Regions from separate parts of the Mus musculus genome. Here all the other regions are linked to region 1. Evidence: chromatin loops called from intact Hi-C (ENCODE). Cell type or tissue: gastrocnemius. All regions are shown on one strand. Region 1 has its middle 27 kb from the start of Fry. Region 2 overlaps Fry (FRY microtubule binding protein). Region 3 overlaps Fry (FRY microtubule binding protein). Region 4 overlaps Fry (FRY microtubule binding protein).

What was found. Peaks named below come from ENCODE experiments on the same cell type or tissue, not always from the same donor. Only the 100,000 strongest peaks of a DNase experiment are listed, where the experiment ranks them.
Region 2: it touches region 1 in a loop (6-fold over the local background); 8 of 42 quality-filtered maps call a loop at or near these places.
Region 3: it touches region 1 in a loop (2.7-fold over the local background); 6 of 42 quality-filtered maps call a loop at or near these places.
Region 4: it touches region 1 in a loop (2.2-fold over the local background); 5 of 42 quality-filtered maps call a loop at or near these places.

What each region holds. Positions count from the first base shown.
Region 1 is chr5:150,228,665-150,236,664 of GRCm38, reverse strand. It overlaps a transcript of Fry not described here. Among named protein-coding and RNA genes, the nearest start is that of Fry, 27 kb to the left of the region's middle. In gastrocnemius, CTCF peaks have their summits at 3,308 (motif pointing left) and 6,692 (motif pointing left); DNase peaks (open chromatin) are centred at 536, 3,301 and 3,705; H3K27ac peaks cover 2,438 bases.
Region 2 is chr5:150,363,092-150,371,091 of GRCm38, reverse strand. It overlaps Fry (FRY microtubule binding protein), which reads right to left. Exons shown (of 61, transcript NM_172887.2): 12 at 1,520-1,623; 13 at 857-965. Among named protein-coding and RNA genes, the nearest start is that of Gm36299, 40 kb to the left of the region's middle. In gastrocnemius, CTCF peaks have their summits at 3,865 (motif pointing right) and 6,126 (motif pointing right); no DNase peak of the experiment used is centred here.
Region 3 is chr5:150,398,916-150,406,915 of GRCm38, reverse strand. Fry (FRY microtubule binding protein) reads right to left here. Exons shown (of 61, transcript NM_172887.2): 25 at 7,626-7,717; 26 at 7,212-7,384; 27 at 5,963-6,123; 28 at 5,206-5,316; 29 at 3,320-3,474; 30 at 1,874-1,973; 31 at 1,495-1,666. Among named protein-coding and RNA genes, the nearest start is that of Gm36299, 4.7 kb to the left of the region's middle. In gastrocnemius, no CTCF peak of the experiment used is centred here; no DNase peak of the experiment used is centred here.
Region 4 is chr5:150,343,700-150,351,699 of GRCm38, reverse strand. Fry (FRY microtubule binding protein) reads right to left here. Exons shown (of 61, transcript NM_172887.2): 5 at 6,057-6,147; 6 at 5,770-5,849; 7 at 5,574-5,654. Among named protein-coding and RNA genes, the nearest start is that of Gm36299, 60 kb to the left of the region's middle. In gastrocnemius, a CTCF peak has its summit at 3,648 (motif pointing right); a DNase peak (open chromatin) is centred at 3,652; H3K27ac peaks cover 1,371 bases.

The sequences.
Region 1 (8,000 bases):
GAAACTTTCCTCTTAAGTGAGTATTCTACACACAGATTCTTTTGTGGTATATAATTTTAGGCTTTAGGGTATACACAGGGAGGATTCGGTAGGAGCTGAGTCACATGGGCATCCATGGAATTTTAAGAAGGTCATGTAAGAACATGATGGCTGGGCATACAGTTAGAAAAGTTATCTGAACAAAACTTGCAGCTAAAAACAACTTTTACTGGGAAGAAAAGGACAGTGCAAGTCCCCAAACATATGAGCAGCTAAAATAATTTTAACTCTTCTTTCTTTGTCTTCTTAACCCTATCTCTGAAGTAGGAAACACATTTCTTTTGAGAAGCAAATACAATTTTAGGGTTTTTTTTTTCCCTTAATAGAAAACAAAAAAAAATTTCACAGAGTTTAAGAAAGACAAGCTGTTCTCACTGGTGGCCCTTTTGAAGACTCAGTACATGTGAGTTTGGCCTCTCTGAAATGGACAAGATCCTGGCCCGATGTTCCTTTCTGAAGCGACACCTGATCGTCCCTGTGGCTACCAGGTGGAGACACTCAGCAGGCTCTTGCATGTAACTGGGTCACTCTGTCACCGAGCTACTGCCACTTTTCCTGAGATTGGATAAACTATGTTTTCAAGCCCAACTGTGTAAGCCACATTCTCAGAGGGAAGAGGGAGTCTACAAGGGGATACAGAAATAAAGCAGAATTAAGACCAAGAAGCAAATTTTCCCCTGGGCCCCGCTCTGCAAATAATTTATTTTAAAGGATGAAGATTATATCTCAAGGGGCTGGAGAGATGGCTCAACAGTTAAGGGCACTAGCTACTCTTGCAGAAGACCCAGGTTCAATTCCCAGCACCCACATGGCACAGAGTCTGCCAATCCCGGGGCAATTTGAGAGAAGCAAAGCAAGGACCCGTGGAGTGGCCTGATGATGGACTGCCCCTCCCCCTCCCCCTCCCCCTTCCCCTCCCCAGGAACCAGAACTCAGAAAACTTCTGCCAGGTAGCAAAACACAACATTTCTTTCTTTCTTTTTATTTTTTATTTTTATTTTTCGGGACAGGGTTTCTCTGTGTAGCTCTGGCTGTCCTGGAACTCACTCTGTAGACCAGGCTGGCCTCGAACTCAGAAATCTGTCTGCCTCTGCCTCCCAAGTGCTGGGATTAAAGGTGTGCATCACCACTGCCCGGCAGCATTTCTTAAGATTGATCCTTTATCAGAATATGCCTTGGGAACTTGAAGGATAAATAGTGTTTAGGCTTTGTTGATACAGTAAGGAGCAAATTTAATTTCAAATATATTTATAGTCATAGTTATTTCCATAACAGCATCTGCTAGGGCAGTGGTCTTCCACCTGTGGGTCTCAACCTCTCTGGGATCATATGTCAGACATCCTGCATATCAGTTATTTACATTACAATTCATGACAGTAGCAAAGTTACAGTTCTGAAATAGAAAGGAAAATAATTTTCTGGTTGGGGAATCATCACTGTTGGCATTCAGACTTGGGAAGAACAGCTGAGGTGCATATTTACGTACCAAAGAGGACCTGGCCTCCAGGTTCTCCCAGCGTCGGGTCCCTCAGTCCCTACCTATTTGTTACAGGATATGCTGGCATACCCCACCCTCTGTCCTGAATTTTACACCCCAGGGGCTGGGCTTCTCCCCACTCCCCAGAGACATTTTGGTGGCTGCCTCTCTCTTCTCCATCTGTGAGCACGCTTTCTCTCTTTCTCTTTTCCTTCCCCTGTCTCCCTCTGCATGGCTTCACTCAGCCCCTCCTGTGTGGTCAGTGAACTTGCCTGAGAGGTGCCCCAAATAAACCTGCCTTTATACTTTAATTTGGCTTGAATTGGCTCACTTATCAACCACAAAAGGAGGAACTGAATTATGGGATTGCAGCCTTGGAAATGTCGAGAACCACTGTGCTGGGGCCTGGTACTCAGTGGGTAGGACTACACACGATCTCATCCCTTGTCTGCAATATCATGATGGAGCTGCAAACGGGGGTGGGGGGAAGGGACAGGTCCATCGACTAGTTATGAATGCAGAACTTGGAAAAACCAATACTACCTCTGAAATAGGCAGTTGAAAGAAGACTCAGGTAAACATCACTGACATAGGTGAAGGCTCAGTCACTTCCCTGAAAGACACCACATCTCACTATGATGTCTTGGCAAACCCTGGCTAGCAAAGTCACATTGCCACCATAAAAATATTCTGAGTCTGATGTAATCCACATGAGCCTGACACACAACTGAGTGGGGATAACCAGATTATAAGACAAATATATATATATATATATATATATGTATATATATATATATGTAAATATATATATATATTTCTATACATAATTATGGGTATATGTATATATTCCCTTGCATAATTATGGACACACACACACACACATGAGCTTGAGGTACATTCCTTATACTGTTCACCTCCCTACCCCTGCATCCCAGAGCCTGTTTTTTCTTCTGAAGCAGCCAAGTGTACTCTTTCCCTGCCAGGCTTAGCAGTGGGCCATGGTTCCTTCCAATCAGAGTGGATGATATGAGCCAAGGCCAACTGACACCCCAGTAGCTTTCAGGGACCAGAGGTTTTATATATATATACATATATATGTGTATATATATATATACACACACATACATACATACATACATACATATGAATTAAAGAGATTATATTTCCCTTCTGTTAGGGAAGAGAATGCACACACCTTTGAATACTTCAGGAGTTTGTGCTCTGGACAGAGTGGAAACTCCCCAGCAGAGAAACAGGTGTTTGCCCAGGACATAGGTCCCTACCAGGGAGCGGTCAGCCAGGCGGGGCTGTGCCCAGCTTCGCGGACACTGCACAGGGCCCAGGCAGTGTTCATCATCCCCTTTCGATTTGCTTTTCTTACTACAGTATCTGCCTGGGTAGAGTACCAACAAATAGCAAACGGGTTGCTCTCCTACTATTTCCTCTTACTTGACTTCCCTTTCTGAGGCTGAAGAACAGTTGAAGGGCGGCCCCTTGGTCCTCCATCCCAGGCTCCAGAAGTCCTCTGCCCCACGGGTTCCCAGTTGTATCTACAGTCTATTCACTTGTGTAATGAATACAGCCAGGGTCTGAAAGCCAAGTTAACAGTGAGGCCAATAAGCCCCTTCCCCAGGCGACTGCACTGTCTACCCGTGGAGGAGGTCCGCCTTTCTCCTGTGATCATTCTCAGACTTCTGAGTTCCCCAATGGGTGAGGAGCCGAACATTCTGGAAGGGGAGCTGCTCACCTCTTCTTCAAATCATACTCATAGTCTCTGCAGCTGCATATGGTGACACCTAGTGGCGGCAATTAGCACAGAAGGAGAGAGATGCTTGAAGCCATTGACCCACCTAACATCACCAGCCTGTCTTATTGGATCTTAGTCCACCTTCCTTACGACAGACATCGTCCTCAAAAGGCTGAATGACTACTGCGGGGTTTCTTACTGCCTTTTACATCTGATAACCATACTGTGATACGGCTGCACAATAAAATTAGATCTTCAAAGAAATCTCCTTGAGTCTAACTTTTTCATTACAAGGGACGATGCAGTACGCAGAAATCACAGAAATGTCTTCCAAAGATGCCCCACCGCAGCCTCCTAACCTCTGGGAAGCATCACCCCTGGCTGACATCAGTCATCAGAAGTGAACTTCAACCTGGAACCATCCGGGTGGGCCTCCAAAGACAGACAGTGCCCTCTGCCGGGGAAAGACATGCAAGGCCCCGGGGCAGCGGGGAGGGGAGGGGAGGGGTGGGGAGGGGAGGGGGGCGGGGCAGCGGGGCGGCGGGGGTGGCCGATTTGGTATGCCCCTGTGCTGTCATGGTGAAGGTGCCATGAGAGAAGGAAGAAATGCCTCTCAGATACCAAACAGTACTTTCTCAAACTAGTTTGTATTGAAGGGGCAAGCCCCAGAGTGGTGGTGTTTTGAGATGGGGCCTGTGGAGGGTCACTAGGATTAGATGACGTCATGGGGTGGAGCCCGGGGTCTCAGAATTACTGCCCTCAGAAAGAAGAGCCTGCAGGAATCTTCTTCTACATGTTTCTCTCTGTGTTACGTGACTAGACAGTGACACAGTCGTCATCTACCTTGATAATACCTAACTAGGCTGGCACACTTCAGAGTGGCCAGAAAATAATTGTTTATTGTGTAAGACACGTAGCCCGCGGTTGATACTTGGTTACAACATCCAAAGTGATAGCCAATAACAGGAACCACCTCTTGTAAGTACTGGCAGTACTTGGTGTGAGCCAGGAAACAGCCTTCCCAGAGCCTCTAGGGAAGAGTTCAGGTTGGTCAAGGCCTTGGTTCTGACCTTGAGCAAAGGGTCAGGCTTCCCACTGTGTGAGTACACAGTGTTGCCCAACGGTAGAAAAGCAGTACAGGCGGTTATCAAATTACACACACAAACACACACACACACCACTTTTCCCTGGTGCTAACCTCAGCTCTCTGTTGCATCCTCTCCTTCCTAGTTATTCCAGGGCCTGCCCACTCACCCACCTCGAGCCTTCCCTGCCTTTCATCTGGACTTCATTCAGTCTCCTCAGTGGAGTCCTGCCCTTTTCTCCAAACATAGGCAATTCTGCCAGACCTTCTCCATACCATAGAAGACAGAGTTCTGTACTCTAGAAAGATATTTCTAGCAAGGACATGCTCACTAGCCCGGGGTACTAGGCATTTGTTTGTGTGTTTGTTTAGTTTTTTTTGGTTTTATTTATTTTTCTCCATTCTAGCTATATTATTTGAGGAAATTTTATCCTGCTATTATTAGGTAAGACGCTCTTTCCTCTGTGATATGGCATTTATGGCCAGAGTGGTTGGCAGCACAGATGTCACAAAGCATCTCCGCTTGCATCTCCATTGCAATATTGACTTACATTACCCTTGTATCAGGAAGAAGAATTTACTCATCTACTGGAATCTGAGACTGTCTGAGTGACTTGTTATTGTAGGGCATGGGGACTGTGCCACCAGAGGAACTAGCATGGAACACGTGAGGTTGGGCATGTCCAAACTCCAGAAATCTCAAAAGCTGAGATTAGAATCTCACCCTGAGACCAGCAGGAGTGTGGTAGCTCCCTCCCTGTTCCATGTTTGCCTGGGAGCAAGGAACCAGGCAAGCCTCAACCAGGTGATCACAAGTAATCAGTCAAATCGCTCAGCGCCTGAACTCTTCCACGTGCAGATGAGGCATCTCAGTACCCGTAGCCTTCAGCCAATGACCTTTTTCTTCCCTGGATATTCTCACACCTTTCTCCAAACTATATAACCCTCGGTTCACCCTGAATGGAGTGTATGTGTTCAAACCTACCCCCATAAAGAAATATGAGCAAGCTAAGACTGTCTTAGAGAGCTGCTTCATTAAAGATCATCAGAGAAGGCCTTCTCTTTCCTCTCACAGAGAGATGACTTTAGCACTGGGAAGAAGCGATGTGTCCCGGGCACTCATTCCCAACCAGACTGGGATCCTGCTCAACCTAGACTGCCTCCCCCACCAGCCTAGCTGAGAGTGGCATCTGACCTGCTAGAGGCAGAGGGGGACTGCAGACCCCACCCCTTGGGACTTACACAAGCGGCACCATAGCCATAACTAATGGGACACAAGCAAAGGCCACGTTAGGGCAGAACAACTTTTTCTCTTGCTTCTGGCAACCTTGGTCACTCCATGGACAAATCAGTTCAGCATCATGAGGTTAGATATCTATGGAGACAGCCCTGATGCCTTCATTGCATGCTGAGGTTTCAAGAATGTGAAAAACAGCTTTATGTCCAAGCCAAGGTCACGCGTGCATGCACACACGCGCGCACACACACACACTCATACACAATACACACCTACTCAAACACATACACAACACACACTCATACATATACACAACACACACATTCTCACACACACACTCATACAATACACATATATGCAAGCACTCACATACACAGACACATTCATGCACACATATTTACTCATACACCTATACACAACACATACTCTTACACAAACAACACACATACACGCACAAACATACACTCACATACACACACAAGTATGGGATCGTGGTACTGTGGAGACAGAAGCAATTACTGCCGAGACCTGGGACTCACAAGTCAGACTGCATTTGAACCTGGAGTTCATTTTCACACCACTTAGTCCAAAATACATAAGGCCTTAGATTTGGTTTTGAGTGACTCTTGACTGAGAAGGTCCTCAAGTAGTGTCCTGATAGAGGGACACTGCTTTGTTTTGGCTGCAAAGAATCCCCATAAAAAAATCCTAAAGAAAATATTTGATGAAAAAAGTTGAATCTACCCCCAAGGAGTTAACAAGCTAACAAGGAGTTAACATTCAAGGAAATGTGGGATATAAAGAGTAACTTTTAGAGGTGCTAGAAAAGTGATGAAAACTTCATGTTTTGATTTTTGTTTTTCTTTTGTTTTTGTTTTGGTTTGTTTTGGTTTGGTTTTTTGAGACAAGGTTTCTCTATGTAGTCCTGGCTGTCCTGGAACTCACTCTGTAGACCAAGCTGGCCTTAAACTCACAGAGTTTCTCCTGCCTCTGCCTCCCAAGTCCTGGGATTAAAGGTGTCCTTACAGAGCACCTGTGTTACCCAGCACCCATGTGACAGCTCACAACCGTCTGAAACGCTAGTTCCAGGAAATCTGCTGCCCTCTTCTGGCTTTCACGGGTACTGCGCACAGGTAGTGCACATACATACATGAGGGCAAGTAATTTTTAAAACTATAATATGGAGCTGGAGAGATGGCTCAGTGATTAAGAACACTGACTGTTCTTCCAGACATCCTGAGTTCAATTCCCAGCAACTAGATGGTGGCTCATAACCATCAGTAATAATATCTGGGGCTCTCTACTGGTGTGCAGGCATACATGCAGATAAAGCACTCATATATTAAATAAATAAATCTTTTTTAAAAGTATAATATGTAGACAAAAAAAGAGCAGAAATAGACTTTCCTCCAAAGGTACTCAATGACAGAATTAAGAAATAGAGACTATAAAATAACAATAACTAGAAGACATGTTTTAAAGGGTATGGCCCAAACCAAAAAATATTAGGAGTATACAACTATATTAAAGAAAAAGAGATATAAAAGTTTTATGTAAGGAAAATCTAGTCTTTGAAATCAGAAATAAACAGATGGTCTGAAAGGCAAATTCAACAGATCTCAAAGAAAGGATTGGTTGAGCTGAAATATATTATCTGAAGAAGTGACCCTGAATCTAGCCTAGAGAGAAGAGAGAAAGGAGAAGTGACCTTGCTAAGAGACAAGGCAGCTAGACCCGGGAAATCCTGACACGTTGACTAATTATGGTTCTGGGAGAGCTGGAATGACATTTGAGTTGTTACTTGCGAATTCTCCCAACTGTGCCCATCAATTAAACTGAATCATGAGCAGAGGAAATCCTTGCTGAGAAAGAAATAGAAAAAGAGACAGACAGACGTGCTGCCTGAGAGCGGGTAAAGGCTTGTTGCTAAGAGAAGATCCAAAGAGACAGTTTTTGAGGGGGACCTGGGGCCTTTTTATTATCTTTTTTTTTCTTGGATAAAGAATATTAATGGCTGGAACTAATAAGAGAAAAGACCGAAGAGCTGGGCACAGCAAATGATCTACAGACTGCTGGCTAAAACCACAGAGCTAACCATTTGTTGACAACATTCAAGGTATTTTCACATTCCTTTTATTTACATTATGTCACTATAAATGCTTGTGCATATATCTTTGTGCATATAGCTATTTTTGTAAGGAAAAAAAAAATCCTAAAATGACCAACAAAGAATGACTAACAAAGAATGACTGGTCCAAAAGTGTGTGTATTTTGAGGATTCTTAATGTATATTGACATTTTTTCTCTTTCTTTTTCCATCTGGACCGTTTATTACCTTTTGTCAAAGGGGAGGCACAATAGCAACTGGGGCTCAACAGGAGACTGGAGCCTCACCTTTCACACAGGCTCACTCGCT
Region 2 (8,000 bases), 130 kb before region 1:
GAGGCAGAGATAGGTGAGTTAAAGTCAGCCTGGTGTACAGAGCTAGTTATAGGCTAGCCAGGGTTAAATAATGAGACATTGTTTCAAATCAGTAAATAAGTAAACACACACACCAGTGAATAAATGAAACAGTAGCCTTGGGGAGCAATTCAGCAGTAGAGTATACCCCTGGTATGAGCAGGGATCCTGGGCTTAGTCCACCAACCCCTTCCCCACATAAATGATCTAAGTAAAAAATCTTAAGTTTGAATAATAGATCACAGCCAAGCCAGCTTCAATATTACTGGAGTCTGTTTAAAAGTAAATTAATTCATGTGTAAACTGCTTAGAATAGTTTTGAACAAAGGAATAAAGTGGGTAAATGATAATTTCCCCATGAAATTATTTTCTCCCCATAGAGAAACATTAGAAAATTGCTATTTACTCCTCAACTGCACTAAATCATCTTTTCAAATTAGATTAAAGTTCTGCCAAATATCAGAGCCTTTGACTCCTCTTTACTTGCGGAATACAGAGCAGAGATCTGTGGAAAGTGGGAAGGGGAGACTTAAGAGCGTCACAAGAGTTTCCTCTGTTCTGTTGTGATTGGGGCTGACCCAGGCAGGCCCTTATCTGTGCTACAGAGGTTTTACGGCTGGGCTTTGTAGCCTTGGAGGAATCAGTTAAACTTCATCTCTCAGTTTACTTCCTAGAGGCCAAAGGCATTCAACATATCCACGGACTGTTGTGAAGCAAAAGAATAGGCTGTGTGGAGAAGCAATCCCTTTCTAAGAGGTCAGGATGTATGAAGGATCGTTGCGGGCTGTTTACGCGATTACTACGCCTGAGGGGGCCGCTGCAGACATACGGGCGTTACCTGGGCGATGAACTGGATAATCTTCACAAAGATATTCAGAGGCATATCCCTGGGTACCACGCCGCGGGACCCTTTGGGGAAAAGCGTGGTGGTGATGGTTATGAGTCGGCTGCAAGATAAGGGCAGGCGAAAAAGAGAAAACAAGCAAGGTTGGCTGAGATCTAGTTGTCAGGGGATGATGCAAATTTCATCTTAGTATCAGAGGACAAAGAACAAACAAACAAACAAACAAACAGAAAACAAACAAACAACCCCCCCCCAAAAAAAAACCAAACCAAACCAACTCATCCCTTTCCATTGGCACAATTACTCTTAGGAAGAGGTTCTATTTTTTCTTTTCTTTTTCTTTTTTGGAAAACCCAGGGCAGCTAGAAAAATAATAGACAGCTATTTCTTTCCTTAAAGTGCTGCATGCTGCACAGAAGCAGACCCTGTGCAGACCCTGTCCCAGAGGAGGCTGCTAAAGACCTACTGCTAAGACAGTGGTGAAGTTCTGGCTCTGAGCAGGTTTTAGCCAGGCCAGGTCGGGAAGCCATAAAAGAGAACCCCGGGCATGGTGTGGTGGCTGAGCACGCCTGACTCTAGCGCCCTGCAAGGGCACCCGGCTCACCCTGCGTGTGCCCAGCTCACCTGTCATGCTCGCTCACGCCCACCCGGCCTTACCTCTGAGTGGCCGTGTTGCTTTCACATTTGATTCGAATCATGTAAACCCACAGTAATCTGTAGAGAGATTCCAAGGCAACGCGAGCCATTTTGGGGTCTTTATTCTGTAACAGAATGCAAACTGTAAGGTTACTAGTTGAATGCACACTATGTAGGAGGGTCTTTCCTAAGCGTGGGGAGGGCCAACCGGGTTGGAGGCAGGCACATACAAGGCATATGTCACCATCTGGGTCACCTGAACCATCTGCCTCCTGGTGTTCACTGGATAAATAACCCATGGTTATGATCATGATAGTGAGACAGGGGAATGTCACAGGAAGCCCTCGCTCTGTCTTTTGCCAAAATGGAAATTCAGGAGGTGCCAGGCAACCAGTATAATGGCATAGCATTTACAGAAGAGTTGGATGGTCTTCCCATGATAGATGATGTCTTTTCATGCAGTTATTGTTCTGATTTTTCTATTCTCCATTGCATCTGAATTACTCTTGAATACTTAGTGAGACTAAGATATACTACATACTATACTAAAACCTAGACATGGAGAAAAAATATTTTAAGTTTTTTTTTTTTTTAATTTAATGTATGAGTATCTTTGAGTACACTTGTGTGCCAGAAGGGGGCCCAAGATCTCATTACAGATGGTTGTGAGCCACCACGTGGTTGCTAGGAATTGAACTCAGGACCTCTGGAAGAACAGGCAGTGCTCTTAACCACGTGAGCTATCTCTCTAGCCCTAGCTCCTGTTTCTTAAGGTAGGATAGGAGAGTATTTGTATCTTTATCTTTTCCCAGTTTGTTTCATTACTAATATTACTAGGTTATACTATACACTATCGAAATATATAATAAATACAGCAAATATTAATAAGAAAATTAACTAATACTGATATGGTAATAGTAATTATTGCATATTATTATTTATTACTATGTATCTGTATCTGCTCCTAGCTTATTTTATTTATTTATTCATTGTTCTATTTGTCCACCCAAATGTGAATACAATAGTAATTTAATTAATATAGTCATAATACATTTTAATAACTGGCACATCTACTTTCCACTGTCCATGACTTTTTAAGTACTTCCACCGTCAGACCCAGCTGTAGTACGCCCAGCTGTAGTACGCCTGTACATTTACGCAGACTCCACACCCTGGTTGACTTAGGCCATAGGACTGGACCTGGTCACATCACAGAGAAGAATGCACATCAATGGTCCCTGCAGCATCCAGCAATGGGAAATAGATAGAAAAAAATGCCATAAATAATAAATAGGATTTCTTCTCAGCCATAAAGAGGTGCAAAGCTAAGTTAACTGTAGGCAAACAGGAGCGATTGGAGATAACCAAATTGAGAGGATTAAGCCAGTCCCAGAAAGGCAATGTTACATGTTCTTGTTCATATTTGTGATCCTAAGTTTTATGTAGTCACATAAAGCTTGTGAATATTAAATAAAAGTAGAAGTGAAATTACCTGGGAGACAGAGGGGATTGATAAGGAATAAGGGGAAGGGGAAAAGTGGGTAGGAGGAATGGGGTGTGCATGGGAAGTATAACTCAAAATACAGTATATACCTATAAGAAAATTTAAAGAAAAAAAGAAATTGCACAATAGGGTTTATGGGTGTAGCTTCTGGATTAAATGCCGGCCCATAGTACTCAACGCTTAAATCTAGTACCCAGCACCAGATTTTAAAAAACAATAAGAGCAACAGATATATTAATATTTAAAGGCAAATTTTTTTTACAAAAGTTTTTCATATTCTCGAATGCTTACCCTTCTATGTAAATGTTACATGTACTTGTCTAGCTTAAAGTGGGGTGGGATCCAGTTTTTGAGAAGTGCCTGTTTATATACAATTTAAAAATTTTTTGCATGCTAATGATCTGATTTGTACAATGCTTTGATTTGTTAAATTGGGTTGTAACTAATGAAGTTACATGTATATTCTCCTTTCATTTAACCAGACTATGCAGTCTGACCCACATCAGCAACTGTCTGTCTCTGGTGTTCTTGCTTAATGATGAAAAGCAGCCTCTGAACTCAGCTGGTGTGGGTATGAATCTACCTGCCTCTAGTCTCAGTGGGTCCATCTCTCCCTTACAAAGTTCCCTTTTCAGTGTGTCTAGTGCACAGTTAAGTCACCTGAAATTCTCGCATAAACCAGTGCTCAAACTGTGAACCATGAAAGCCTATATCTTCTCAACCTGACTGCGGACTGAGATCTCCAGTTCCAGTGGCTTTTCTCAATGCCTTTTGGGTTAATTTCAACTTAAAAAAATGGTATGTGTATAAACGTTAGCCTGCATATATGTAAGGGTACCACATGGGTGCAATACCTGCAGAAACCAGAAGAGGGCATCGAATACCCAAACTGCCATTAGAGATGGTTGTGAGTTGCCCTGTGGGTGCTGGGAATTGAACTCAGGACCTTCAGAAGAGCAGTGAGTGCTCTTAACCACTGAGCCATCTCTCTAGCCCCTATCTGTTCATTCTTTAGGAACAGTATTTTCTATTGTACTAAACAAATATTCTGATTGTTCCTAAAATTTGAACAGCAACGTGGTTGGCTTAAATTTGTATTTGTTCTGCCCAGAGAGTAGGTAGTGGTATCTGACTTTGCCATTTCAGGATGCTATCAGTGATGCCTGCATCCAGCCTGTCTCCTCTCTTTTAATCTCTGTACAGTCAAATAATACCCCAAGAATACAAGAAATAAGTTACGTTTTGTATTTAAAGCCCTCCTGAGGCATATGAACTTGAGGGGCATTATGGATCTGCCCACCAGGACCACTTCTGCCCCCACCTCATGGTAAGGCACCCTTCATATCATAGCATCCTTCTGCAACTCCCTAAATTGCCCTAGCAAACTCTACGAGGAAGATCCTGCCTGGCCAGCAAGCCCCAGATACCACCCTTCTTACATATAACCCACTCTTTCCATTCCTTCCATGGGACCTGCAGATGCTCTTAACCATCCAGCCAGCTCAGTAAGGGAATTTCTTGACCTCTAAGGTTTCTTTATTTCCTTTAAAAAAAAATCTGGGCCTCACTGGGACATTATTTTATTGTTATTGTTCAAGAAAAGAGAATTTAGGCTAGAGAAGTGGCTCAGGGGTTAAGAGCACTGGCTACTCTTCCAGAGGTCCTGAGTTCAATTCCCAGTGATCACACAGTGGCTCACAAACATCTGTAATGGGATCTGATGCCCTCTTCTGGTGTGACAGCGACAGTGTGCTCACATACATGAAATAAATAAATAAATAAATAAATCTTTTTTTTTTTTTTTTTTTTTAAGAAAAAGAAAAGAGAATTTGAAATGGTTCCAACTAGACAGCTTGGAGCATAAAAAATCAGCATGCAGTAATCAGTGCAATGAACATGACTTTCTGAAAGTACCAGTAACTTTTCAAAGCCTGTCCCCTCGTTTCCAGTTAAGTGTTGTATGATTGACACAAACGTAGGCATCAATTGTATACTCTCTTCCTCTCTCTCTCTACCTCTTGCTCTCAGGATATCCAGACTCTAACCTAAGACACAACAGACAGAAATCACTGACCAGGAGTGACTGAAGGATGATACCTCAATGACAAGGAACTGAAAGTCCCCATCACTCCACAGTGATAAATATGGGTGACTACGTTAACTAAGTATAAATACCAAAGACTTCCTGCCTGTGCTCCCAAGGCAGCCTGCTCCTCCCAGCCTGTCCTGTCTCATGCTGTAGACAGACTAAGGCATCAATGTTAAATGGGTGGGTTTACTTTGAGAACATGCGACTGTGTGCACAGCTCTCTTCCTCACACAAGTCACTCTGACCCTCATCAGCTTGGCTCTGCAGAACATACCAGCGGAAGCTACCAGGGTAACATGGAGGATGCAAATGCTGGGCTCCTCACCCTGAAGCATCTGGGGGAGTAGGGGAGAAGATTATGAAGGGGGTACATGCGGTAGGGTCTGGTCCCTTCTCAAATGGAATTGTGTAACAGAAAATAAAAACCCCCGAAGCTATTTAAGGTAAAGTTTATATTCGAAGCCAAGTTTTCTTCAGGCATCTCCTCCCTATTGAATGTGTAAGATGGGGGTTAGAATGTGTTCTATGTATTAATGACATTAGGAACAGTCACATCTAATTCGTACTGGGCTCAGATTTAAACATAAACGATATGACTTTATTCTGCTTGGAATTCATCAAGCAATTTTTGAATATCCTTTTCCATTAGGGCATTGGCTTCTAGCAGTTTACCATCCATATAGATAACCTAGCATTTATTTATGAATTTAGAATCAGGGTCTTGTTATGTATCACAGGCTGGCTTAAAGATATATATAGTTCAGGCTGTGATATAGAACAAGACCCTGTTATTAAATGAAATAACAGGGTCTTTTACTTTTATTCATTTTATAAATGAAAGAAGTCAAGATGGGAAGGTGGGAAGCAAGGAGGCTGGGAAGATGGCAAGTCTCTTGCTTCAGGCTTCCTAATTCTGGGATCACAGGTGCCCATTCTCATACCTGGATTTCATTACATTTTAAAGATTCATACTTTAAGTGTGTATGTGTGAGCATGGGTGCAGGTGCCCATGCAGGCCAGAAGAGGGTGTCAGATCTCATGAGCTGCAGTTACAGGTGGTTATGGGCTACTCACTGAGTCCAATCCTTGCCCTTATCTTGGCTAACAAGTTGCTCTTCCATGTTTCCTGGGATACAAGACTTCTACAAAATTCAACCCAGAGCTCTTCACAGATGAAGTCTGTCCAGGGCTCACATTTGACACAGGGTTCTTCCCCTGTGCATCCCACTCCGTGACAGCAACAGTGGGCATGGTGCACACCCTGGAGATTGGAACTGGAGTTTGGAACGTGTTCCAGTCTGTGTAGCACTGATCCCACAGGTTCATCCTGATCTTACAGCTTCTAGTTTTAGAACCTTCTATCGTGAAATGCCTGTGTAGGGAAACATTGTCTGAGCCTACACTTGTGTCTTTCCAGGGGCAGCTTATAACCCTTTACTTGTTTTTTTTTTTTTTTTTCTGCCAAGCTTTTACAGGAGCACTAAAGAATATTCTAATTTTGAAATCATTAATTTTCAGAGTAAGCTGCCCTGCTCTGTTTCAAAAGCAACTTGGGTCAACCCCAAAATGGCTCTTTGGGCCACAGCAATAAATCATCGTACAAAATATTTTAATGTTTAACCCCAGATGTATTCAATATATCCAGAGAGCTGTGTTATAAAGCATTCTTAATCATCAAACATAAATTCTACCCTAGTTGCTTCCCGTTGCATGTGATAGAACATGGACCAAAAGCAACTTGGGGAAAGAAAAGGTTTTCGGCCTATAACTTACAGTCAGTCCATCATTTGGCCAAGGTAGGAACCTGTGGGGCCATGAAAGGCAGCCTATTTTGATTGAATGAGGCTTGCTCTGGCGACCCAGTAGAAAACTCTACAAGGGTCAGAACAGCGAGCCACGTTCCCAGAGACAGGTGCCTGACATCACAGAGCCCCCAACTCCATAATTCTGTGACTATCAGTCATGCAGACAATGTCCCAAGCTTTTGGCATTCTGGCTAGACTCCAACCCCACAGTTACCTGACTATATAGCCAGGTATGCTCCTCCCCACAGTTACCTGACAACAGCAAGATAGCCCAGTCCACTATAAAAGGGGCTGCTTGGCCCCTCCTCTCCTTCTCTCTCTCCCTTCCCCCTTCTCTCCACATGGCCATGACTGGTGGTCTCCCTCTTTCTACCTTTTCTACCTTCTCTCCTTTTCCCTGCTTTTCTACAATAAAGCTGTAAAACCATAGACTGTCTTTGCTCATCAAGGCCCACTGTGCTTGAACGATGGGATAGGCTTTCTCCTAATGAGCCACAACTAACCTCCTGCTGGAAGGCCTTCCTGTGCTCCAGCCACAGACAGGACCAAGGACTCTCAGCGCATGGGAACCACCCAGCACCCCCTCTCTCCCTGCAGCCCTGGGGATGACCGAGTGGTGTTTAGCGGTATCTGGGATGCCTGAGACTGAGAACCTAGGACTGCCCCATTGTGCACCCTCTGCTGAGCTGGGGTCCAGTGGCTTCCCCCAGCCAGACACCCACCCGGGGCTGTGTGGAATGCACGTGTCAGTCCTCCCGCATCTTCCCACCCACAGCACAGGAACTCTGGCGGGAGGCGGGTTTTCTCCCACTCCCTTTATTCCCTCACACCCATTGCCCAAGAGGAACCAGAGGCAGGGAGCAATGCAGAGTCTGCAGAGGGGTGATGCTTAACTGGTTCACTGGCTTGCTCCGCGTGCTTTCTTACATTTTTGGTTGTGAGTCTAACCTTTAGTGTCTGAGCCACTTCTCAGCCCTCAGCCTACTTTCGTATAGGACCTAGGGACATCTGCCCAGGGGTGGCACTGCCCACCATGGGCTCGCCCTGCCCAATCCGTCATTAATCAAGAAGATTCCACAGACTTGCCCATAGGCCAACCTGATG
Region 3 (8,000 bases), 170 kb before region 1:
ACATCCTGCGTATCAGATACTTACATTATGAATCACAACAGTAGCAGAATGACAGTTATGAAGCAGCAACAAAGCAGTTTTTATGGTTGGGCGTCACCACAACGCCCTCATGTATTAAAGTGGCAGCATTAGGAAGGTTGAGAACTGCTGCTTTAAATCAAGTCATGTGTTGTTCCCTTGGGCTGCCGATTCCAGGCACCTTCCTGGCTGCCTGGTAAGTTTCCTCTGTCTATCTGCAGCTCAGCCTGCCTGGATAGCCTTTCTCGGCCTTTCTGGTTCAAAAATCGCACTTTAAGCAATGCACACGAGGGGCCTAGCAGAGAGCCTTGGACACCCTAGGTACCCGCTAATTGCAAGCCGTTATTATTAGCGTTCCTTCAGGATGGCTGAACAGAGATGTGCAGGTGGGAAGCACTGTACAGATGTGGTTGTACAGATGTGAGTTTGTATACTGAAGAACTGCAGTGCAGAGCACATGACCAAAGGCAGGGAAAGCTGAGGGGGAACAGGGCTGAGGTATTGGGGTGCAGGTGGAGAATGAGGTACATCCTAGGCCATAGACTGTCTCTTGGCAAGGTGCTACATAAACTTAGGCAGGAAAACACCTTTTGAGACCTGATTCTCACAAGTTACTCATGAAGACTGCAGAGGAGGCAAGTTGTATGTATTCTACAATATCACTGTAGTAATATAAAATATAAGAAGACTATATAATGGGCTGGAGAGATGGCTCAGCAGATAAGAGCACTGACTGTTCTTCCAGAGGTCCTGAGTTCAAATCCCAGCAGCCACATGGTGGCTCACAACCATCTGTAATGAGACCTGATGCCCTCTTCTGGGGTGTCTGAAGACAGCTACAGTGTACTTACAGAAAATAAATAAATTAATTTAAAAAAGAAGACTATTTATTTAACATTACCAAATATATAAATAATTAAGGGCTATTTAAAGTATGTTGTTCATATAATAGACCTTTTTGTGTGTGTGTGTGTATATATATATATATATATATATATATATATATACACATACACACACATATATATTTCTCATGTATATTGTTTAACTAATCACATGTTTTTCTTTTTAACATTTAAAAATATCCTTGAGGGGCTGGAGGGATGGCTCGGTGATTAAGAGCACTGTTGTGCTTCTACAGGACCTGGGCTTAAGTCCCAGGACCCCACATGGTGGCTCATAAGTATTTGTAACTCTAGTTCCAGGGCATCTGGCACCCATTCTGGCCTCTATCAGCACTACATTCACAGGTGCATAGCTATGTAAGCAGGTAAAACACCCATACATAGAACAAAAAATTTAAAAATATTCTTGAATTTGCTGTCATATGTAACTAGATTTATCCCGTAGCAACTCTGATACACAGATTTATCACCAGTGTCTGGCACAATTTCACTAAGACTGCAACGGACTTAGGAAAGCTCCTCGAGTTGGGGAGGAGACGATGACAGAGTTGGTATGACAACTGGGTGGTACCTGAGAAGAGGGGAAGAGTGAGCTCGGGGTACATCCGGGCCAGCTCACACGACAGAAGGGCTAGCGACACACTGTAGAGAGGTGGCAGCGGTCCATGTGTTCCGTATAGAATACTGCCAGGTCTTTGTTCCGCAACCTTTTTGGAGTGCACAAAAAGCTTTGCTTCGAGGATCTACGAGGAGTAAAGGAACAGGCTTTAAAGATTGTCATCTGGACACCTCAGGAATGCTTGTAATAACACGGCAAGTGCGTTCATCTTCACACTGAGTAGGTTAACTGCTCTGTCTGGAGAACACTCTGTGCATGTTTCCTCGCAGGAACAGATAACTGCATCCTGAGCCCAAGGATGGAAATTTCCACATGTGTGGATGATACATGCCTGCATGAGCTGCATGGAGACTTCGTAAATCTCTCTGTTGGTGTCAGAGGCCTTGAAGAGAACAAGGTTCAGCAGTGTCACTATGTCGAAGGGATAGTTCCTGGGGAAATGAAGAAAAATACACAGCATGGTTAGAGGACATCCTGGCTTGTAAGCTGGACACGTCTGGGGTGGCACCTGGATTTGCATCCTCACCAATGACATTGCCCTGTCTTTATTTATGTATCTATTTTTTTTTTTTTTTTGAGATAGGGTTTCTCTGTGTAGCCCTGGCTGTCCTGGAGCTCACTCTGTAGACCAGGCTGGTCTTCTGTCAACTTGACACAAGCTGGAGTTATCACAGCGAAAGGAGCCTCCCTTGAGGAAATGCCTCCATGAGATCCAGCTATAAGGCATTTTCTCAATTAGTGATCAAGGTGGGAGGGCCCTTTGTGGGTGGTGCCATCCCTGGGCTGGTAGTCCTGGGTTCTATAAGAAAGCATGCTGAGAAAGCCAGGGGAAGCAAGCCAGTAAGTAACATCCCTCCATGGCCTCTGCATCAGCTCCTGCTTCCTGACCTGCTTGACTTCCAGTCCTGACTTCCTTTGGTGATGAACAGCAGTGTGGAAGTGTAAGCTGAATAAACCCTTCCCTCCCCCAACTTGCTTCTTTCTTGGACTAGAAACTCTGACTAAGACAACAATACATGCTATCAACTACTGAGGTGTTGCTCCAGTCCCTCCATGAAGCTTTTAAAACAAAAACCTCTACTGTTTTCTATTCTCTCCATCATCCTAATCCATATGCTCTCTCTTAGGAGTAGTTTACGCAACTTGGGGAATTTAAAGTAATTATGCCAGTACTACACTTACTAAGTTATAGTGCCAAACAGCTTCATGAACTTGCTTGTTATATGATAAGGTTGGTGGCTTTCGAGGCATAATCTCTGGGCTGGGGTGTGACTCAGTGGTGGAGAACACTTTTAGCATACATGAGACCCTGGGCTCAGATCAGTACAAGTTCAAATGAGTGTAATACTCAGCCTCTGACGCATCGTGCCTCCTTCCCACATGCTTCTTGAAGTTTTGAGCAGAGGGGATTTTCCTGGGTTTGTGGGCAGCTGGCTTACGGGCTCAGAGTTAACATGTGTTGGGACACTTGTCCACATAGATGCTTTAATTCCTTCAGTGCATTGTTTTTATTATTTTCAAATTTTGCTTCCATGCTCCACTGTGACAGTTTGGGCACTTTGAAGGAAAGACCATATAAGGAATATCTCCTGATCAAATGGAATTAGCAATACCATGGAAACTTAAAGCGGCTAGCTTATCTGTGAGGGATACAGAAGCCATTCTGGGCTGTCACACTCTGAAGATAACGGCCGAGCATCATCTGCTCAGCTCTCACATCACAGAGAGCAATTGCCTTCACCCTTGCCACTGAACACTGATTACAGAAAACCTATACCTGTTTCCGCACACAGTCGCTATGGCTTTGAAGCAGCCGGAAGCAAGCTGGTAGGATCCTGTGTAACATCGGTCGATGGCCCAATTGAAAAGGTTTATCTGGTCAGGATTAAGTTCCAGTAGCAACATGACGACCTCACAGCCAAGCTGATGAACCTGAGGATGAGGAACAAATCAGCTATTCCTACTTCATCAGAAAATATTCCAGAGAGATCCATACGATCCAACGTAACTAATACAGGTCAGGCGAACAACCTTAAGTGGGGTTAAGTGGGGCTGGACACTTTATTTGGGCTGATCTTTGTGCCTCTCGATCTTCCTTAAGGGGGCGCAATGTAGCCTTGCCGGCAGGATGCAAACTCCACTGGACTCTGGGAAGGGAGACTCCATCCCCCTCAGAAGGTAACATTGCCTGCTTCTTTCCTTAGCCATCTACTCTTTTCCGTAGTTGCAATCAGGCCGAAAAGGAAGGGCCTGGCTTATGTATCTGCTGTATTAATATTCTGGGTTTGAAATGCCCCCCAGGTTCGTGTTTGAAAGCTTGGTTTCCAGATCGGAGGCTCAGGAGCTTTCAGGAGGTGGGGCCTGGCTGGCAGTCGCTAGGGGGAGTCTTTGAAAGTCATACCTAACCCTGGTTGGCTAGCTTTCTCTGCCTGCTTCCAGGTCCAGGACACGTGAACAGATTTAGTCTTATAATCCCCACCAGAGTCACCTCTGACAGCCACGTCTTTCCCACAGTGATGTGCTGGAATGATTTTCTTCTCCCTTAAATTTTCTCCGTAAAATACAATTAAAATTTTTTTAAATTGTAAATACAATTTTTATAATTTTAAAAACTCCCTTAAAAGGTATTTTGTCACAGGAGTGGAAACGTTAGTAATATAATATTCATTGTTATTAAAATTTTCCCCTAGTTAATTTCTGTACTTTTTTTTTTCAGACTTGGTTAAGCTATTTCTTATAGTAATTTCTAGTGATGAACAGGCTGCAAATTACTGTCCTCCTGTCCTCTATCTATCTATCTATCTATCTATCTATCTATCTATCTATCTCTATCTCTAGATATGTCACTTCATTTATTTTTTAAAGATTTATTTATTTTATATAACTGAGTACACTGTGGCTCTCTTCAGACACACCAGAAGAGGGCATCAGATCCCATTACAGATGGTTGTGAGCCACCATGTGGTTGCTGGGAATTTAACTCAGGACCTCTGGAAGAGCAGTCAGTGCTCTTACCCACTGAGCCATCTCTCCAGCCCTGTCACTTCACTTTAAGCACAGCTTTATTTATAAACCACAAATGTAATATTTCATCATGTTCCATATAAAGATACTTTCCAGTTGCCACTGTTATTCACTTCAATTTACTAGCTATCTGGAAGCATATATTGTTTTAAAACTTATTTAATTATGTGTATGTGCATGTTCACAAACACAGTCTGTATTTGTGGGTGATTGAGGAGGCCAGAAGAGGGCACTGGATTCCCTGGAACTGGAGTTAGGGTGGTTGTGAGCCGCCCAGTGCGGGTGCTGGGGACTCAAGTCAGGTCCTCTGCAAGAGCAGCACACACTCTTTGATGCTGCACATTCTCTTTCCAGCTCCCGGGAAGTACATTTTAATGATATTTTAATTACTCATTCCCAGTTTAATGATACAGAGTATAAAGGTTGCTTTCAAATTATGCAAACTGTTTTGAGCCTCACTTTATGATTCAGTTTTTGGTCAATTTGGTTAATGGATGCTGTACTTTTGGGCCTGGTACACCCCACTGCAATGTTCCTAAGTACATATCCAAATTTGTGTGACTATGGAGGGAAGGTGGTATGTGCATCATGCTAACCTCAAAAATGTTGAAAAGCAATGCCTTCCTGACCCATACTTACTCGTAAATCTTGACAAGCCAGAATATTGTCGAGCCACTTATACAGATAGCCGTCCGGAGAGAGGCCGACATTGTCAAATACAGGGCCACAGCACAGCACTGCCGACATTGCCTGAAATCAGAAACCGTGAAACCTGGAGACGGAACCAGAGCAGCAGGTTTCCTGCGTTCTCTGCTTCCTGTGTGGGTGGTGGAGACTGGCAGCTCCCTTTGCACGGCTGTGAACCCCAGCCTTCCTGTGAACCCCAGCCTTCCGACGCTGTAGGCAGAAATAAACTCAGTCCTCTAGACGCTGCTTTCAGCCATGGTACTTCATCCCGGTAATGGAGAAGTAAGTGACACAGAGTCCCACACTGCTTCAGATGGGAAGGTTTTCACAGTGTGGATGTCCAGGATACGACTAGATAAACAGAGTGTGGCTGTTGCTTGACCATTTTTTCTCCTCCTTAGACTGGAAATTAAGTAGCAACATAGTAACTTCAGGGATAAATAGGCAAAAGAAGAAACACTGGATAAAGGCAGGAACCCGACGCAATTTTACATTGTGTAATTGTGGGCCCAGATGGTGTGCTTATGTATTTACCCACATCTGCAATTAAATATTTGGAATTATTTATATTTACATGTGCATGCATATATCCATTTGAATTTTTATATCCTTCCCTATATTTTTATTGTATTATACTACTTATTGTAACCTTATTTTTAAGGTATGGTTGTTAGCTTAACAAAGGAGACCGCTGATGCTACTAACCAACCTTTAGAGCACAGTACTGGTATCTCGTTATCTGGTGGTTTCGGTCACTGTACCGATCCAGAGGTGTAAACATGATGCTGAAGGGGCCAGCCCACTGGCTGAACAAGATGAAGAGATGGTGCCGTAGGCTTTGCTGGGGGAAGAGAAATCTTCTGTGATGAACTAGAGAGAATAACACAAAACCAGTGTCTGTTATTTGACTGTTGTTAGTCTATATTAGGCTGAATATATAATTGTAGCACTACTGAATATTACCCTCAAATTTTGAGGAAAGAAAGAAAATCTCCTAAAGTTTTTATTTTTAATTATGTGTATATGTGTTTTTCTGTATGTGGGTAAGTGCACATGAGTGCTGGTGCCCACACAGGCCAGAAGAAGGCATTGGATCACAGGAAACTGGAGTTACAGGTAGATGTGAGCTGCCCGACACTGGGAAGTAAACTTGGGTCCTGTGCAAGGGCAGAAGCTGACCCAACCTCTCCGTCCCCAAGAACCAACTTTATTTTTCTAAGCCGAATTTTGCTTGGAGCTGGGAATAGAACATGGGGCTTTGAGCATGTTCAACGCACACTCTCCCAGTGAGCTATACCACCAGCCCAGTAACTCCCGTTTTCTTTAGTTACAGAATCTTGACTTTTTAAATAAATTTCAATACAATTTTTCTTTCTGGATTCTCAAATTTTCTCACACTGAGACCCTCTAACATAGTTCCTCATGTTGTGGTGAGCCCCCAATGATTAAAATTATTGTGTTGCTATTTTGTAACTGTAATTTTGCTCCTATTATTAATTATAATGTAAATATCTGACATGTAGGATATCTGACATTTGACCCCTGTGAAAGGGTCATCTGACCCTCAAAAGGGGTCATGGTGACCCACAGGTTCAGAACTGCTGGTCTAACTGATCTTTCCACTTAACTTTCGCATATACAGAATGAATTTTTGTGACTACTGCTCCCTGTTGTTATAGAGCACATAGAATATAATATATGCTATTTCAAAAACATGTGCCTCCTATTACCAAAGAAATCAAGCTTAAACTGTAGTTTAAGCCCCCTAACAGCTGAGGTGGAGCAGTGTGGTTAATAATGTCAAAATAAGAAAATGGCACATGAAACGAGTTGTTTTTATAATTACTCAGAATTAACAAAGAAACTGCCCTAGAGCTCTATTCAGGCCCCTAGGAATCAGGAGGGACATCGGTGGGGGCTGGAACTCTTTACCCAGCCCAGAGGAAGGAATGGATTACCTGGAACACACTGGATCAAGTTGGCAACCATGGCGCTAAAATGTGCTCGGATGTCTTTAAGAATTTCGACCTCTTTGTCATTTTCAGCTTCTAAGAGCATGCGGGTCAAGTCCACGTATTCCAAGAACAAAGCTCCAAGCGCTAAGGTGTCTCGTTCTAAAGCTCCATTTGTGCTGGGATGGAAGGGAGAGGGTGTTAGAACAGAGGAGCAGGTGTTTAACGAGGACCGCATCGATGGTTGGAGTTCACGTGGCAATTTTGGTTTTTATGCACATTATACAGGGGTATGAAGAAAGGTAAGGGCGGCTTGCCAGAAATCTTTGTTGAAGTAATATATTTAAAAGAACAAGGAGAAGTAGAAGAGGTTTCGGCAAGGGGTGGCTGGGTGGGGGGTGCTCAGTCATTTAACCTCACCTGTCACTTATCACGCCAGCGTCTGCCAGAAGTTCGAATATCCGAAGCAGCTGAAGCCTCAGCAAATCTCTCCGTTCTCGGCGTTTCTTGTTCTGCGTGGAAAGCCACTTACAGTTATGGATAATACAATGCGAACTTTACGGCCTAATTTAGTATTTTCAAGTTTTCTAAGTGTAAAAGGGAAGCACTGTCCTTTCTTCCTAAGAGGTGGGGACAATGCCAGTTATCACAGGCTGTAAGGAAAACATCGTCAGTAAACCCCTAAGAATACATGAGGCGGAAGTGTTGAGTAGCGTGCAAGGTGCCAAGGCACCAGGGTCATTTGAAAGGCTGAGCATTCGGGAGCGACTGGAGCGGACTCCAGATGCTGACAAT
Region 4 (8,000 bases), 120 kb before region 1:
GTTTTAAAATTAAATCCTAAATTCCAATGACACCATTCTTTTCTATTTCATATGTGTGCAGTACACTACATATAAATATACATACCACACACACACACATATATATATGTTAAGATGGCAAAGATGACCATAGAGACAACAGATATCTAAGAGGCACTTCAACCACACACAGTAGCTCTTTAATCCTCAGGGCAGTCCCGTGAAGGGGCATGGTTGCATCCCTCTCAAACATCAAGGCTTCAAAACCTAATAGAGCCAGACAGCTGATCAATGATGGAGCTGATGTCTGAAGGCCATGGCTGACTCAGACTTTCCTCCTCTTACTCCCATGAGACACACTAAGACTGAATTCAGGATTGTTTAAGTATGTTTGTTCCCTATGTGGGCAAGGTCTGAAAACTCACTGAAAAGATACCTTTTGACACAGGATCACTCTAGGTTTCCCAGGCTGGCCTGGAACTCTCGGTATCCCTGGCAGACTGCAAGCCTTAAACCTCCCAATTCTGCCTCAGTCTCCGGAGTCTAGCCCCTGCCTAGATTTACTGTTTGGGTTGCTTATGCCTCTCCCTCGTACCCCCAAGTCATACACAGAGTGAGTGTGACTATTCTAGGAGATGGGGCCCTTGAAGAGGTATGGGAAGACGGGTTGTCTGGCGTGGGCCCTCACTCAATATGCCTGGGGGATGTTTTAAAGACAAGATAATTGGAACATAGCACCGACAGGTAAAGCCACAATGAAGGGCTACTTCTCCACAGGGGAATCAGCCCTGCCAGCACCTTGAACTTGATGCCTGGAACTCTGAAGAAATAAATGTCTGTCAGTAAAGCTTTCTCAGGTCTGTGGCCTTTGTTACAGCATCCTGACCTATCACGTGGGCAACCGCCTCGCCAGCTAATGCCTACAGCTTGAAAGGGAACTGACCCGACAGACCAAGCCACTTTCCTCAACGACTAAAACAAGCATCACGTGGATGAACATACAGTTATCTGTGTGGCATCCTGGTCTGTGGTACAGGTCGTTAAGCCCCAGCGACTCCGGAGACTGAGGCAGAATTGGGAGGTTTAAGGCTTGCAGTCTGCCAGGGATACTGAGAGTTCCAGGCCAGCCTGGGAAACCTAGAGTGATCCTGTGTCAAAAGAAATAGCCTGTAAGGAAACATAACAAGAAGATGGATGGGATATGCATCTGCAGAACAGTGTTTCTCAGCATGCTTGAGGACCTGGGTCCAAAGGTAGTCACCGGCCTAACATATGGGAGGTCCTGGGTTCAATTTCCACTCCCAAAGGAAAAGAAGCAAGGAAGCAAGCAAGGAAGGAAACAAGGAAGGAAGCAAGCAAAGGAGGTAGGAAAGAGAAAGAGGAAGAGAAACGGGCTAGGGAGGGCAGGCAGAAAGATTCTTGACTTGAATGTGTTACAGTTCTCTCCTTTAATGCTTATTGTCTGACACCTCTGAGCTAGGTGCAGGCTCCACAAGATCAGGCACACAGTAGGTACTCAGGAGCGATGCTGAGCACATTAATTGCTTAGGAGTGGGAAGTCCTGATGTGGAGGTGGTTAAGCAGAAGCCCCACACACCCTTGTGCGCCCACTCGGAGGACGTCACTGAGAGGCATCTCAGAGTGAACACGGTCAGAATGTGTAATTAATATCAATTCATTTCTCCCGTTGAATAACAGGCACTTCTCATAGAAAAGGCCTGCAGTTATACATCTATTCTTTTACTCTTAATCCACAGCTAACAAGGAGAGGTAGAAAAAGGCAGGCTGCTTACGTAACTCAGTACGTCAATACGATGAGGCAGTGGCTAAAATTTTACTTTTTCATTTAAAAATAGATGCAACTATTTTTTTTTTTACTGTGAAAAGTTCCATATAACACAAACATGTTATTTTAGGATACAGCCAACCTGCAGATCTATTTCCAGTTAAAGTCTAATTTCTTTTATAATGGTCTCCTTTTTTGTTGTTTTTTTTAAAGAAAGAAGATTATCTATGGTGTTTCCTTTAATACTTCATTTGGTGCTATATTTAGCATATACAAGAATTAAACAATGACTCAATTTGTGGTATTCTATGAAACTCACATAAAGGGGCCTGAAGAAATTACTCAGTGGTTAAGAGCACCGGCTGTTCTTACAGAGAACCTGGGTTCAATTCCTAGCACCCACAACCACCTGTAACTTCAGTTTTAGGGGATTTGGCACCCTCTTCTGGCCTCCTCATGTACTGCACACACATGGAACACACACACACACATACACACACACACACACACACACACACACACACACACACGAGGGCAAAGCATCCATACACATTAGAAAAAAAAAGAAAAAAATGAAAAACATGAATAAAGATGAGAAACCAACCAATCAACAACCAACCAACAGCCTAACCTTGAATGATAGCAATTAATGCATTTGCTAATGAAATGAACATCTTATAATTTGAGTTATTTCTTTTTTTAAAAGATAATATATATATATATATATATATATATATATATATATATATATATATATATATATATATATATAAATACACTCCAGATACAGCAGAAGAGGGCATCAGATCCCATTACAAATGGCTGTGAGCCACCATGTGATTGCTGGGAATTGAACTCAGGACCTCTGAAGAGCAGCCAGTGCTCTTAACTGCTAAGCCATCCCTCCAGCCCATCTCTTTTCTTTTCTTGTCTTGTCTTTTCTTTTCTTTTCTTTTCTTTTCTCTCTTCTCCTCTCTTTTTTCTCTTTTCTCTCTCTCTCTCCCCGCTTCCTCCCTCCCTCTCTCTCTCCCTCCCTCCCTTTCTCTCCCCCCATTTTTTTTTTGGCTTTTCAAGACAGGGTTTCTTTGTGTCACCCAGGCTGTCCTGGAACTCACTCTGTAGTCCAGGCTAGCCTCTCAGTGGCAGCAATCCTTCTGCTCCAGTAACCTGAGATTTGGGGCGATGGCTTGAGCTAACACACTTAGCATGACATTGTTTCTCAACTTGTTCGGAGCCTGCCTAGCCAAGGACAGTCATTTGACAATATGCAGTAGTATGCATTATTCATAAAAACTAAGAGAAGTACAAACATTTATTTTTTGTTATTTTAACATACCAAACTTTCCATGTGATAACATGAGAGAACTTTACTAGTATAATTACAAATATACTGAGATTTTTCATAGTCTGATGAGTCAGCAAATATACATATTGATCTCTTCTTTTCAAGATCATTTCTAAGTATGCATGAACTAAGGACCAGATAATTGCAGCTTTATCCAGTTTAATGCAAAAATATTCACTACTCAATTAAATGAAACTATTTCTTTTTTTTTTTTTTTTAAGATTTATTTATTTATTTATTTACTTATTATATGTAAGTACACTGTAGCTGTCCTCAGACACTCCGGAAGAGGGAGTCAGATCTTGCTACGGATGGTTGTGAGCCACCATGTGGTTGCTGGGATTTGAACTCCTGACCTTTGGAAGAGCAGTCGGGTGCTCTTACCCACTGAGCCATCTCACCAGCCCAAATGAAACTATTTCTAAAATACATCATTCCTCCTTTCCCTAGTGACTCAGGAACCACAAGATCATAATAGATTTTTTTAAAAGTATATTTGAGACCCAAGCACAATGGCCTGCAGTGCCTGAGGTAGCCAGGAGAGGGCGTCAGATCCCCTGGAACTGGAGTTACAAGTGGTTGTGAGCTACCTTGTGCTGGGAACTGAACTCAGCTCCTCTGTACCTCTGACCAGCTCTCTAGCCCCTGTCATTTAGTGTAGCCTTCATCTGGTGCTCCTCTGTGACTGTCTGTCATTCACCTTGATACTTCTCCCTCATGTCAGTACCTTGCCCTCCAGACAGTCCCACCTCCATTTTCTAACGTTGAGGTTTTCCTGTGTGAGAAAGCAGACAACTCCTTTGCTGGAAAGATGGATCAGAGAGAAGGAAAACTCAACACAAGCCATGTTGGGGGGTGGTGACTCTACTTTCTATGGTCTTATGGTTTTACCTGGCTTAGGTGAAGTTGCTGTATTAGGAAAACGCTTTGGAGGGGCCAGCGAGATGGTTTTGGAAATAAAGGTGCTTGCTGCCAAGCCTGAGGACCAGAGTTTACTTCTCAGGACTTGACAGTGGAGAGAACTGACTCTTGCCAATTGTTTGTGCCTCCTAATAGAAGGATGATGATGATGATAATGATGATGACGACAACGACGAAGACATAAAAAGTTTGATAAATTATGCACTTCCATGGTGTGAGGAAATTTCATTTGTCTTTTTTTCTTTTCTTTTTACTGTTCCTTAAACAATACAGCGTGTCAACTATTTCCACAGCATTCATATGGTATCAGGGGTTATGGGTTACCCAGAGTGACCTAACTGTATGTCGGAAGAGCAAAGCTTATGTGGAAAGACTGCATATGCTGTTTGCATGGACATGAGCATCCCAGACTTTGGTATCCATGGGAACAAGGGGTGAGGCAGGGATATGGGCTGGCTTGATCTTACTCAGGTCTTAAACACAGAGCCGTAGCTGCTTCGAGTTCATACGGGCAACAGCCCTTCCGTGTCCAGCAAACATTTTCACAGCAGGCAAACACTACCTCTGGTCCTTAACCATCTTTCTGCTCTCTCTTCCCTGATGCTTCCTAGGCCTTAGAGACACGGAGTATGAGATGGCTGTCTTAGAGAGAGAATGCCATAGTATCTTACTCTGTACACTGATCAGTTGAGAGTCCCTGTATTATTGACATCTACTGCAAAAAGTAGCTTCTCTAATGGGGGTTGAGGAATGCACTAACTTAATGGTCATGAAGAATTCCATCCCTTGAAGACAGACCTCCCTCTCCCTCTCCCTCTCCCTCTCCCTCTCCCCAACCCCCCCCCCCCCCGACTGCACTTCACGGGGACTGGGGCATCATTCGCCATAAGCTGTTTCCTTGGCCTGAATTCCCACCATGTCCTTAGTTGCTTGTACCTGATCTAGCCATTCAGGCTTTTGACTGGATTGCCTCTGAGTTGAACGGAATGAAGCCTGGCAGGTAGGGTGTGACCGTGTCTGGAATGAGTTTATCAGTGCTCACAGTCTAACATGGCACTGTTCTAGCCTGCTAAGTATCACAGGGCCAGATAAATTTAGCAAGGAGAATTTCCCCCCTGACTTGTTTCCATGACAATGTCTGGGACATTTTTAGCTCAGTTGAATTAAGCAAGGTCTGTAGTGAAAGGGACATTGTAGAATGGAATTTTCCCACTTACGAGTGAGAGCCTGTAAGTAACTATCTGGTCCTGGCGGACTGAAAAGCAAAACAAAACTAAACTAAAAGATGTCTTTGGAATATTTGAGAAGAGAGAAAGTAATTTGGTCACACACATTTTTTTTTTCTTTCTTAGAAACAGTGGCCCGAAATGAAGGGATGTGGTGGGATCTGGTCCAACTGCCAAGATGGAAGAGGCAGTTTGGACCTGTTTTGAGGGAGACTCTAGTTGGCTTCACACTCTGCACATGCTTCTGTAAGTTAGAGGCTCTGTAAGTTAGAGGCTTCTGTACGTTAGAGGCTCAAGGGCGCCGGCACTCACTCACTTGGCTTGGGCCAGCACTCCGATGACCTCAGCATACAGATCAGCCACAATGTGCATATTGCCAGTGTTGGGACCCAGGTACCTGAGTGGGACAGAAGCAGACAAGTTAGGGGTCTGGTGCCCAGAAAAGATCAATGAGCTAAATTAGAAGTTAGCGTTCTACGTTGTCAATACTCTAAGGAGGGAAATCGCCTTACCCTTCTTTGTATTTAAAGTGCTTGAAAGCCAAGTTAATAATATCATGTATTAAGCTGTCAATTACAGGATGAAGGGGGATCTGGAAAAAAAAAGATGACATTGAATTTGGAAGAGATTATTAAACAACCTGTCTATAATAGTCACTCCAACAATGACACATGGCCTATTGTAATCAATAAACAGGGTCCACATTGCCCAGTAATTCATAAGCCATACATTCAGACTTTTAAAACGTAGTCAGTCTTACAAAGTGTAAATAGAAAGTGATAGTAAATGAATCACTCACCTGTTTCAAGACTTCTATTAACACTAAAGAAAAGATGAAATCAATGGCAAGGTCCCGTCTCTCCATTAAATAGTCTCGCTGCTGTTCATCACTGTGAAGGTTAAAACGAAGGTACTTTTAGGGTGAAGTGGACCATCTCATCAGAAGACTGCTCCCAGTCCCCACCCTGGACCACCCTGCTCTGACAAGATCATGTGTTACCCTGGACCACCATGCTATGACGAGATCATGTGTTACCGCACAGGAAGGTTGCTGCTTTCATTATGGCTCAACGGGCAAATACTGCCAGAATATTTGATTTTAAAAAAATGCCAACCATATAGCCATCTGTGGGTGCAGAACCTCATTCTGTGAACTTTCCTATAGTCCCCCTGCAGCCCAGGAATGCGACTGTTGATAAAATAAGATTCATATGTGAGACAGAGCTTCCAGGGTGGGGGTGTGTGTTCAAAGGATCTTGGGACTTAAGGTAGCGATGTAATTAACAGATTTCACAAAGGATCCTGGGTAACGAGAAGCTGGAAGCATTTGACAGAGGAAGTGATATGACAGGAATGGAAGGAAGGGAGGAAGGAAGGAAGGAAGGAAGGAAGGAAGGAAGGAAGGAAGGAAGGAAGGAAAAAAGGGAGGGAGGGAGGGAGGGAGGAGGAAGGGTAAAGTGGAGTATTTGTATTCATTGTAAAGGCATGCCAAGGGAAATGTGCATCTCCTTGCCTGCTTTCTGCTGGGTACTGACCTTGACCCTCAATGGGTGGGATGGCCATGGTGTGGAAATGTCCTGACTTAAACTATGCCTCTTCTACCTTTCCCAATGATGAGAGGGAAATGCTAATGATACAGATTGACTGTCTCTTCTCTGAAATGCTGGGGGATGTCTTCTCACTTTGGAGTATTTGTACATGTAACATCTTGGGGATGAGATCCAAATCTAAGCACAAAATTCCTTATGTCTCATGAATACTCTCTGATGGTGATTAGCATGGGTCGAGCATACTGCTCTCTGTGTCGCCTGCATCTGTGGTGTGAGATCAGCCGTGGGGTCATCTACTTTTGACCTTCCTGTCACATCAGACATTTATTTATTTATTTATTTATTTAGGAGCACTTCAGTTTGGGGATTTTTTTTTTTCAAGAGAGATGGTCAACTTTACTTGAATGAAGGTTTGAAGTGGTCAGGCATCTATAGTACTTAGTGTAATCTCCTAAACACATAGAGGGTCCATACTTGTTGAGGCTAACAGGATACACACTCCCTTGGAAGGTATTTTCAGAATAAGCCAAAGGAATTTAAAGCATGAGATGCTTTTGTTGTGTGTCTAGGAATGAGGAATAAGAGGAAAACAAGATGGGATTTCAGACACGTACACGTACACGCACACGCACACAGATGCGCGCATGCATACATATACACACACACACCCCCATACGCACACACACATACACCAAGGCACAGACCCATGCACACACACACGAACTTCTGGAAGTGCCTGTTATTGTATGAAGTCACATCCGGTAGGTTGGTGAGGTTAAGAAGGGAAGCTTTGGTTTCGCTTTTCCAAGGGAAATCATGGTCAGATCATTTCTGAGCAGCAAGACAGGAGGAAGAGTGTAAACAAATCCATCCAAGGTCATTTGAGACCCACCTGAGCTCGGTGCTAGAAAATGAACAAATCTGTATTCAAAAAGAGAGCCTTCCCAGTCGAGACTCCAGCACGCACCTCACGAGACAGAAAAAGGAGGTTTGAAGCAAGAGCAAGAAGGCTCTCAATACAGCAGCAGTAGAGCCGCTTGGTAAAGGTCCTTTAAAGCAGCCAGAGAAGGCGACAACCCAAGCTCCATTCCTGGAACCCCAGGTGGAGGTGACTCCCCAAAGCTGACATACACGCATGCTGGACCACCTCCCTCGTCCCCTCGCCTCTACCCAGTGATGATGATGATGATAAT